Regions from separate parts of the Mus musculus genome. Here region 2 is linked to region 1. A link is a loop called in an ENCODE intact Hi-C map of the cell type or tissue named here. Cell type or tissue: gastrocnemius. All regions are shown on one strand. Each heading gives the region's core, and the rest is flanking DNA. Links, peaks and the distances in the headings are about the cores only.

Evidence for each region. Hi-C counts contacts between places; a loop is a spot of excess contacts. Peaks named below come from ENCODE experiments on the same cell type or tissue, not always from the same donor. Only the 100,000 strongest peaks of a DNase experiment are listed, where the experiment ranks them.
Region 2: a loop joins it to region 1, with 2.9 times the contacts of the local background. A loop is called at or near these places in 1 of 42 quality-filtered maps.

What each region holds. Positions count from the first base shown.
Region 1 is chr16:44,138,234-44,143,481 of GRCm38, reverse strand. Atp6v1a (ATPase, H+ transporting, lysosomal V1 subunit A) reads left to right here and starts at 4,223. Exons shown (of 15, transcript NM_007508.6): 1 at 4,223-4,520. It overlaps Naa50 (N(alpha)-acetyltransferase 50, NatE catalytic subunit), which reads right to left and starts at 3,691. Exons shown (of 5, transcript NM_001347239.1): 1 at 3,371-3,691. The coding sequence starts at 3,378. In gastrocnemius, for the core only: CTCF peaks have their summits at 1,885 and 2,786 (motif pointing left); DNase peaks (open chromatin) are centred at 3,217, 3,704, 4,098, 4,424 and 2 more places; H3K4me3 peaks cover 3,644 bases; H3K27ac peaks cover 3,892 bases.
Region 2 is chr16:44,214,768-44,220,015 of GRCm38, reverse strand. It overlaps Usf3 (upstream transcription factor family member 3), which reads right to left. Exons shown (of 8, transcript NM_001029889.2): 8 at 1-4,601. Among named protein-coding and RNA genes, the nearest start is that of Usf3, 44 kb to the right of the region's middle. In gastrocnemius, for the core only: no CTCF peak of the experiment used is centred there; no DNase peak of the experiment used is centred there; H3K27ac peaks cover 4,000 bases.

The sequences.
Region 1 (5,248 bases), core at 535-4,534:
AGAAACCGCATATCAGGGAGGGAAAAAAAAATAGATTGCTATCTCAATCAACAGACAACAAATTTCTGGTTTACACAAAAAGCAAAATATGACCTGCTGCTATTCAGTTTCTTCAAAAAGTTTTAATGGTATACAAGATATACTTTGTATCCAGGCTCAGTAGCAAACAGTAAGGGCAAAGGATGGATCTGAAGGTTTGGGGCCCCACCCTGATTGAGAAGAGACACAGATACAAATGTTGTTCTCTATTTTCTATGTAACAAACACCTAGATAAAGACACAGAAGACTTCCTGGGCTTGTTCCCAGTATACATAACGACTATTTTGTATTTATCAACAAAGCTTCATTTATAACTATAGAATCTTATGTTCCCCAGTTGGCCAAGTTTCAACAGCATTTTATTTTGCTCTGTATTTATATTATTCCTACCTACCTTTTCATCTTTACTTTGGTCCACTTAGCATTCATATTTTATTTAAAGGCATTTTTATTAAAACTAATTTGTACCTCTTTATTATAATTGAAGGATAAGTGCATTTAGTTGTATTTTCTATAACACTGACAACGAATTACAGGGCCAGTCATTGCTGTCTGTGGCATACTGAATATCATCACCCCCAGAGAGGAGTAACAGATAAAAAGTAATCAGCTAGGCTTTGGTGGCGTACGCCTTTAATCCCAGCATTTGGGAGGCAGAGGCAGGTGGATTTCTGAGTTTGAGGCTAGCCTGGTCTACAGAGTGAGTTCCAGGACAGCCAGGGCTACACAGAGAAACCCTGCCGGGGGGGGGGGGGGGGGGGGGGGGGGAAGAAATCAGCTTACCAACCACAAATTCAAGCCAAGTCTTTGGTCCATAAAAAAAAAAAAAAAGACCTCACTGGAAAGAGCAAATAGTCTAATAATGTAGTTCTCGTTTTTCTAGATATGCACATAAAAATACAGTAGTTATTAATTGCAAAATTATCTACTATGGAGATAAGGAAAATACATGATTTACAACTGGATATCCTGTTGCTATTACTAATAAGAATACTAAAGTAAAAAATATGAAATAAAAACATTTTTAAAAGTAAGCTTAAAAAGTTTCAATGCCCAAAATTTAAATCATAGGAGGGGGTGTTTCAGTTTTCTAAACTTCAGATTCATCTATTTAACTATGTTTGGTAAGCTCAATATACAATAAAACTTTAGCAAATAAAACTTCAAAGAAAATTCATGGAATAGAGTCTTTCCAATGAAGAGTCTGGAGACTGAATACAGAAGACATTTATACAAGTTCTGTATCTCAAGGACATTAACATCTTAATAAAACAAAACAACAAAGTAAAACTGCACTATACCCTGATCTCATTTTAGTATCTTAAAAGGAAGGAAAGGAAAATTTTAAGTCCCGTGCTTATTGGGAGTTAGTTAGGGAAAAATCAAATATACCTGTGAAATCATCTTAAAAGTTGTTTAGTCCAGAACCCAATTCTAAGCCCTCAACCCTAAAAAAATAAAACAATTTACTTAAGGAGTCTTAATTTTGAGCCTAACTACTGGCCTAAAATATGGATTCAACAATTCCAAGTTTGCCCAGTAACGCATTTCTAGGCATCTGCCTCCATCGTGTTACACTTAAATATCTATTTAAATACAAAGAGCCAGCTGGTGCTGGTGGCTCAAGCCCGTAATACTAGCAACTCAAAGGGCTGAGGGAGGCAAGAAGATTGTTGCCAAGTTCAGCGTCAGCCTGAGCAACTTAGTGAGACTCTACCTCAAAATAAAGTGCTGGGGACGTAGCTCAGTGGCAGAGTACTTGCAGAGCACCGAATACTTTGCTTCAATTCCAAGAACTCCAGTTAGTTAATAAAGTAGAATTGCTTCAAGAGTATACTAGATAAAAGTTCCAATAGACTGCCAACAGCACCACGGTGTGGTTCCATTTCTATTGTCAAGTATCAGAAAGACTAATCCTACACTTGAAATTGAACTAGACCCAATATTTTTAACCTAAACATCCAGAATAATTTCTTAGTCTTGTTATCTTCATTGCTTTTACTATAACAGAACATGACAAGTATGTTCTGAGTGTGTAGCAATGAGTAGAAAAAAATGACAGCATCAAAGTCGTACTCTACTAGAAAAATAAAACTTCCTAAAAATAACTGGATCATATTTTTAAAAATTACCAAGCATCCTGGATCATGGCTCAGGTGGAGCAAACATCCCCCCAAAAATGCCAAAAATAAAACCCAAAAAACACCGAATGAAAAACTAACATTTAAAGCAAACCAGAGTTTAGAAAAAATGTTTTCTATTTAGATTTAAAATCAAAACTTTCTCAGAATCATTTCAGAGGTATGGGACCTTCATTTTACACAGAACAAGCTTGTTTGGAGAAACGACTTACTTCGCTCTCCATAAAACGATGTTGAATAAACAACTAACTGAAACTGTAGTTATAATTTTCAGCTGACTTAGAAAGAAAAGACCGTTTAATATGTTTAAGCTTTCTTTTTTTTTCTTCTAATGACTGTAAGTAAAGGCAACCTCCAAAACTCGCGACGCTAAATACTGTAACAGTATATAAATCAATGGAAAGGAAATACTTCCTATCAAACGGGAACAGTTAAACCAAAATAACTTCTAATGTTACGGAAGATTTGCAAGATTAAACCTCAACTTTGCTAACGAAGAGCAAAAGCAGCAGCTCTCCTCCTTGCACTGGAGGGGGGGGGCAACACACACACACACACACACACACACACCACTGAAGCAATAGCTCCACCTACTGATCCATGGCTACTTCCTTAAACATTTTGGCACCCCAAAGTCTACACCGCTCCAGTTTATTCCCCCTCCCCTCCCGACCGCCCGCCTTCCTCCACTCGCTCTGACCCAACCCAAGTCCGTTGAGTCACTAGCTCCTAGCACTCATCCCCCGTGCTCTTTATTCCAATTCCTTTTCCCTCCAGAAGGTTCTGCACGGCCCACAAGTCTTAAGAAAACCCGCAACGTGTCAAAGCCCGCGGCCACAGCGCCGTTCCCGGATCTGGAGGAGCACCTTCAGGTGGCTCGGTGGTGCGCTCCCGGGAAGAGGCCCCCGGGCGCCTCATTCCTCCTCCCCGTGATCTCAGGCGGTGCACACACGTGAAACCGTGGACTCGCGCCCTTGCCTCCGTCGGCCCTTCAGCCCGCCAACAGCCGGCCTAGCCTCCGCCCCCCTCCGGGAGCCGCGGGACCGGGGAAGCCCGGCCATGACCCTCCGCCCGGGCTTCGCGCGCGTCTCTTCCCCGCAGCGCTCTCCCTGTCCATCGACCCACGCCCCTCTCCTGGGCCCCGGCCGCCGGGGTCCCCCCCACACCCCCGCCAGCTGCCCTTCCTCACCCTTTCATCTTCCCCGTCTGCTGAGGCCGTCGTTACAGCCGCCGCCAACGCCGTCGTCCTCGTCGCCCGGAGCTCTCCGCCCGCGCCCTGAGCTCAGACCACTCAACCCCACACGCCGGTCTTTTGGCTGAGAAGCCAAGCCAGGCCCTGAGGCTCCGGGAGACGCGGGGAAATCTGCCGCCGCGCTGCCGCCGCCGCCGCTCCTCCACACGTGCACTCGGGACACTCGGCTCCCGCCCGCAGCTGCCGCCAGCCAGACCCGCCGCCGCGCTGTGACCTTTCACCCCGCCCCTCAACGCGCCGGCGCGGCCGCCGCGTCGCGCGCAGGCGCAGTGCTCCGCGCCGCCAGGATTCCCCGCCCCCCGCTCTCCAGGGGCCGGGCCTACGGCCCGCTAGCTCCTCCCACCCTTTGCGACACTCTCTAGGGGATCTGGCTTGGTAGGCTCCGGCGGCAAAATCCGGATCTTTCCACCCTTCTCTCGCTTTCAAGCCAGCAGGATCAGCCTTTCCCGCCCCCCACCCCGATTCCTTTCTAGCCCTCCAGTGACCTTCAAACCCTCTGGCCGACTAATAGGGTTTTGTAAAACGGATTCTTCTCAATGTAAGAAAGCCCATGGGAACTTGCAGTAAATGTGTTTTAAATTCAAAAGGTAGTGATGGGTCCGGATAACTTGGCGATCCTCCAGCAGGCAAACCTCACAGGGTTTTTTTTTTTTTAAATCACGTGATAGGCTTAACGTCTTCCAGCCCAGGATTTTACTGGGGCCTTAGAGGCGGGACTCATGGCCATTTCCGGTCCCTAGAGCGTGACTTAGCGTCACTTCCTTAGCAATGCACTTTAACCCTTGCCATCCTCGTCTTCTGTACTGTAGTTTCTGTAACCCCCGTCATTGTAAAAAAAAAAAGAAAAAGAAAAGAAAAAGAAACTAACGCTTTTCTGAAGTCGCGGAACCATTCACATCCAAGGCGGTCCGCAAAGATTTAAGCCTGCGAGACGCGGCGTGACGGGCGAGGGGAAGCGGGGTGGGGCTTGAGGACACATGACTAGCTAGGACTGGCCCGCCTCCTGCAGCTGAAGACTTCCCCTCTCTCAGTGACAGAGCCTCTGGGTCCCGTCTAGGTACACTTTCTGCATTTCGAGCCCGGGCAGGTGAGGTGCGACAGGTAACTCGTGGCTGGTGGGGACGATTGACAGGGTGAGAGCAGATAGGGTGTGTGAATCGCGGCCTGCGGATGCTTGGGGCTCCCTTTCCGTTGTCCTCCTGCACGGGCGAGGAGCTCATTTCTGCTAGACCCCTGGCCCTTCACCATCACCGTGGTCCATTGACTAGGGATTATGATGCCCACCTTTTCCCTGGGTTGAGAGCGAGTACGGCCATTATGGTTCCCTATTTGGAGCCTTTGGGGCTGATTCAGGTGGTAGGATTGTGTTAGCTATTTCTTGGGGGTCTGCAACAACCGACGGATCCCATTCCCCTAAACTCCTTCCTTGGGAAAGGCCATGGCCCGGGTGATCCGGATGGTAGGAAAACCCCGGGAGGCAGAGGCGTCTCCGGTGAGACAGGCTTGGGAGGGGATGTCACTGAGATGGCCCTCACTGCAGAGTCACACTGAAGGGCTTTCCCCACAAATGTGCGTTCTCAGTGATCCTAAGGGTTTGCCGACATCCTTGCAGAGGTTCAGGGAGTCTTCAGATGAGACTGGAAGGGTAAGAGCGGGCCTTACACCTTTTTTTTCGGAGAGAAGGTGGTTGTACTCTCCTCAGAACAGGGTGTTGGTAATGCGACAGTCTCGGTTGGTTGGGAAGGTGATGAAAGGTGGTGTTGCCTTGTTGGGCTGGAGACCCAGACTAGCTTATGGGAAAGTGACGAGGTTTTC
Region 2 (5,248 bases), core at 418-4,417, 77 kb before region 1:
TTGGGACACCATTTGCTGCTCTAAGCCTCTTGATGGTAAAAGCCTCTGCATTGGATTATGCCCAGATACATGGTCAGAACCCTGCTGTCTGCTTCCAACATCCTGTTGCTGGTGTAGAACGTCCTGATTGAGGTGGTTCTGGGGATGGCTATGGTGGCCCCGGTTAGTTGAAGGGTTTTCACAGCTCTTCTCTGGCTGGGAACTTGCAAAGTGTTGCTGCAGCTGTTGTTGCATCTGTTGATGGTGAGGATGTGGCTGGCTACTCTTGGGTCTTGACTGGTCAGTCCCATGGTGTTTGGGTTGTAAGGATAGCTGAGATGTAGGAGTGCCCTGAACGAGATTCCTTTTCTTCTGCATCTGAACTTCCTGTTGTAGAGTTCTCTGTTGGTGCACAATATGGGGCTGGGAGTGGACAGCACTGTCTGCATGAGGCACATGATGCTGCAGCTGATACAAGTGATGCCTCTCTCTTAACTGCCCTGCTTGCTGCTGCTGCTTGATGTACAGATGGTTGGTGTGAAGATGAGACACTCCTTGAGGTGGTACATGCTGCTGCAGTGCCTGCAGATGTTGACCTGCCTGGGTTTGCTGCTGCTGCTGTTGCTCAGCAACCGAAGGCTGAGAATTACACTGAACATCCGTCTGCCTCAATGGAGGAGCCACAAAGTTGTTACTAGGTGGAAATAACCGTGCAAGGCCATCTCCATGTGCTGGGTTGCTAACAGGTACAACTGAGTTTGAAGAGTTAGGTGTGATCTGACTCGCCATCATTTGGGTTTGATCAGGAATGTTGTCTGGAGTCCTGCTCATCAGGGGCATACTTTCAAGCCTGAGAGGGGCTGGCTGGCAGTGCTTCTGACGTTTGGCTGAATTTAGTAAAAGATCATCTTGCACAGTGCGCTTTGCAGAATCTTTACGACTTTCATGACTGGGCTTTGAAAGCGGTTCTTGAACCTGTGGGTTTGGTATGGCGCTAGTCATGCTGGTCAGCTGTTCCTGGGGATATTCTGTCATCAGAGGTGGCACAGGAGGCTGGCTGCCATAAGAACTGGATGAAACAGTCATATTAACCGTCACAGGATTAGAAGTTTGATCTGAGCTCTGCGATAGACCTGTGCAACTGACCAGAGGATGGCTGCTGATGCTATTCTGATGGGTGAGACTTGGTGGCTGAGGGGCTGACACCTGTATGGGGGCATTTGATCCTTTAATTCCCAGAGAACAGCTTGGTTTTTCAAGAGGCCTATCGACTGTCACTTCCACAGAATCCTGAGAGTTAAATTCACTTGGTGTTGGGTCAGCCTGTCCCGTGCATGTCTCCTTGTGGATCTGTGGTTTAAAGGGCTGGTCTCCCTCTAAAGAGGTTTCAGAAGGCTTTGGAGTAACCTCCTTCACATCAGCCTGTGTGCCAAGTCTTCCCTTCTCAATGCTCTCCTGGTCCAAGATGGCTCTTGCAGCAAGGGCCACAATGTCAGTTTGCTCTGCAAAGGTGCAGCCATCACACGTGTTAGATGTTGTACTGCTCGTCACATCTTCTCGAGCTGTTTCAGGAAGCATGGATGCAACGGAGAAACTACGACTACTGCCAGAGCTGGTTGACAGAGGAGAGTCAGCCTGTCTACTGGTGAGCAAAGACCCATGGAGAACCTCCTGATCAGGGAGGCAGGAGTGGGGCTGTGGCGGGTCTCTGTCATCGCTCATCAGTAGCAGTTCCTGCTTGGGAGGCAAATCAACATTAGAATCACCTATCTTAGAACTTTCTGGAGAAAAGTCAGGATGCTCCATCTGGACTGAGAGAGATGACCTCTGAAGGTCCTTTTCTTTAGCAAGATCCGACAGCAACATAGTTAGTCCTTGCCCTTTTAAAGACCCTGCTGTCTGCATGGTGTCCAATGAATCCTGCTGAACTGGGCAAGGTTCTGCCACAATTTCTACCTCAGAAATACAGTCAGTGCTTGAAGTGCTCGTAGTGGATGACAGACCAGAAACCTGAGAAACCAAACTCTGGGATTCGATAGGAGATGGAGTCAACACGTTGGCTGAAGTACAGGATTTCATATCATTGGACAACGCTACAGAACACGGTGGTGTACCCTGAGATGTCTCTTGTAAAATAGGAGTAGAATCTTTGGGTTTTGCTGGCGCCAATACAAGTTGTTCGTTTGTTTCAGATTCGTGGGAAGGTGAGCTACAGTCTTCTGTTGACTTAGATTGGGGACCAGAGTCAGGGGTTACTGATTCAGAATTCAGAACATCCAAAGAATGTGAAGCAGAAATACTAACATTCTTTGCCTGGGACACAGCAACAGACGATAGGCCAACAGGGAGGCTGTCCAGCAGTCCATCACTGCATGATGGCTCTGCTGAGCTGTTTATTCTGGGGCCATCTATCTTGCCCACATCTCTGACTGAATTCAGGGGACATGCTGGCTTGTTAGCTGTTAAGTGTTTCTTGGCACCTGGCTTCTTGCTCAGTCTTTTTGATTTCATGGTAGAGGGCAAACAAGTGACAGTGTTTGTTGAGGAAGCTGTTGCAAGACTGTAAGTAGTGGATGGTGTGGCTGAATTATCTACTGTTATGGTAGGTGCTACAGTTGTTGTTAGTGAAACGCAGTTGGCAGGGCTGGTTTGACTGTTTGCAGAAGTCTGAGGATTAGCAGAGTGGCTAATAGACAACTGTACACAGCTTTGCCCAGCCATCTGTGATATGCTTTGATTGAGGCTGGCCAAAGCCCCAAATGTATTCAGGGCAACATTGGTATTTGGATCTTCGCTGGTGGTGGGTTGAATAATTTGCATAGGGCTTTGATTTGTAGTTCCTGATGAGGACATCACAGGCTGCAAAGCAAAGAGCTGTCCGTTTAAAGAAATGGTTTGAGGCTGCTGTTGGTTTGACATGGTAACAGAAAAAGTCTGTGTTGAGTTAGATGTGGATAGAGAGGAAGGTCTTGGTAATATGTGGACAAGATGCTTTCCTCCAAAAGTCTGTGGGGCTGGCACATTTTGCACTGAATTATGAGACCCTATTATAGCACTGGCCCCATTGACAGGCAGTCGAACAGGACCAGGATGCGGAGCAGAGAGGAGTGGCAATGGGTTCTGATTAGCCGCCTGTATGATGACAATCTGTTGACCTACTGTTTGGTTGGAAACCTCTGCCCTCATCATTGTTGGGCATGGGGTTGTGCTTGGTGGCTGAAGAATGATGACATTTTGGTTAGCTGGAGCTGCAGTGACACCTGACCCAACTGGCTGAGCCATCTGAATCACTTGCATTGCTGAATTCAAAGGAAGGATATTTTTGGGAGGCTGAGACTTAACTTGTGGCTGGGCAATTAGTGGTTGCATAGGTAAGGGTGGACACGAAGGCAAAGTCACCACTACTTGCTCAACTGGCTGCCCATCTGTTGGAGGGGAATTATTTAGGGTGATAGCTGTAGCCACGTGCTTGTGGTTGTTTGGGGTAGGGCTGGTACCACACTCATTTAGTGCTGGAGTCGCAGCAGAAGATGGTGGCTGGCTTAAAGGCTGAATAGTGTTTCCGGCCAGATGCAGTGTAGTCCACGTTGTCTGTGTGTTTCCGGCTGAAGAGATTCGGGTAAGGCTGCTGATGTTTTTTAGTTCTGAAGCACTGACACTTGAAGAAGGCAGAGAACAAGAGAGAGTCCAACCACCCTCCAAAGGGTTTGCAGAGAGACTGCTCACTGGGAGGGTACTCTTCGCTACTGCAGCATGGGCTGGCACCACCACTGTGGCTGTACTTGGTGAGTCTACAGTCTTGCTACCACTCACTGGAGAAGAGCCACCTGTAGATCTGGGAGGCTGGGAGCACACTGTGGTGGTAACTGACACAAGGGTGTTTTGCGAATCTGCACTGGAGCCCTGCATTGCCGGGCTGGACTTGTTTTCATGGTGCACTTCGGGGGCAGCTGCTGAAGTACTGGAGGAGATGCCTGAGACACACGTGACTGTTTTCTTTGATGATTTGGGGCTCTCCTGTGCATTGTTATTTTCTGAAGCATTTTGATCATTTAGGCATGTATTCGAGGAACGATGTGGGTGAGGGTCAGGGCCAACTGAAACGGTGACCACTGAGCCACCAGTGGCACCCAGCCCACTTGATTGGCTTTCAGAAGTAGAAAGTTCGAGAATGTTTTGAGCAGAAATGGCAGCGGGAAGACAAAGGGGAACAGACTGGTTGGCAGCCAGCGCAGACACTGTAGTCTGATGCCACGGCTTGTTTTCAGAAGGGTAAACTCCAGAAATAGACACGGGAGTCACAAGCTTGCAGGTCCTCTGCACTGGCACCACATTGGCGGTCTGCTTTTGCAAGCCGTGACCAACATTAAAGGTTATTCCCTGAACAGCTGTCCCCTGGCTGTTTCCCCCAGGCTGGCTCCCGTTGGAATAAACGATGATGTTTTTCTGGACCTGGTCACTTGGAATAACAACAGACACCTTTGAGGTTTTCAGATTGCCTTTCCAGTGGATTGTGGGGTCATCATACAAGCATATGTCATTTGCTTTCAATAATTCAATATATCGGCCATTTTCTTTTTGGATTTCTTCTAGTTGTTTCCGTAGCTTTTTAATTTCTTCAGCTAAAATATTAGAAATAAAGATATAAAAATATAGGTGAATGTCAGTAATTATAACAACTTAAGCAAAACTATATGTGCTAAGCCACTGAATTCCAATCCTGGCCTTCAGATGCCTCAGCAGAACCAGGAGCTCTCTGCTGCTGTAAGGTTTTCTTCTTAGAGTGGCACCTCAAGCCCCCCCCCCCCCCAATTCCTTCTAAACTCTACACTTGTAAAGGCCAACCACTGAAAATCTCCTATGGCGTACAAGTCTCAATGTTCCGAATCAAAACCTTTCCAGTAACACAGCTAACAGGTAAAAACCAGGGAAGGCAGGCTAATTCCTGTGACATGCTTGTGATAAGCTAAAAGCCTCTTTGTTCAGGGTTCCAAGTACAGGCTTACCACCACTGACAGGCTCTGAATGACACAGAATGACACAGAATGCTGAGGTGTAACCCTGTGAGTTAGTTCTTAACTAGGCCTCAGCTCAAATCCACCAAGTTGTGGGACATTTTTCAAAGCAGTCTGATATACTAATAGTCCAAGGGTGGCCAGGACATGTTATAGATATCCTCACAGGGGGAACACTTGTGTTATTATCAAGGTTGATTGGTATAATTCTTAATTCTGCTGATGTTCCATCTGACTGACAAGACCAGGTTCAA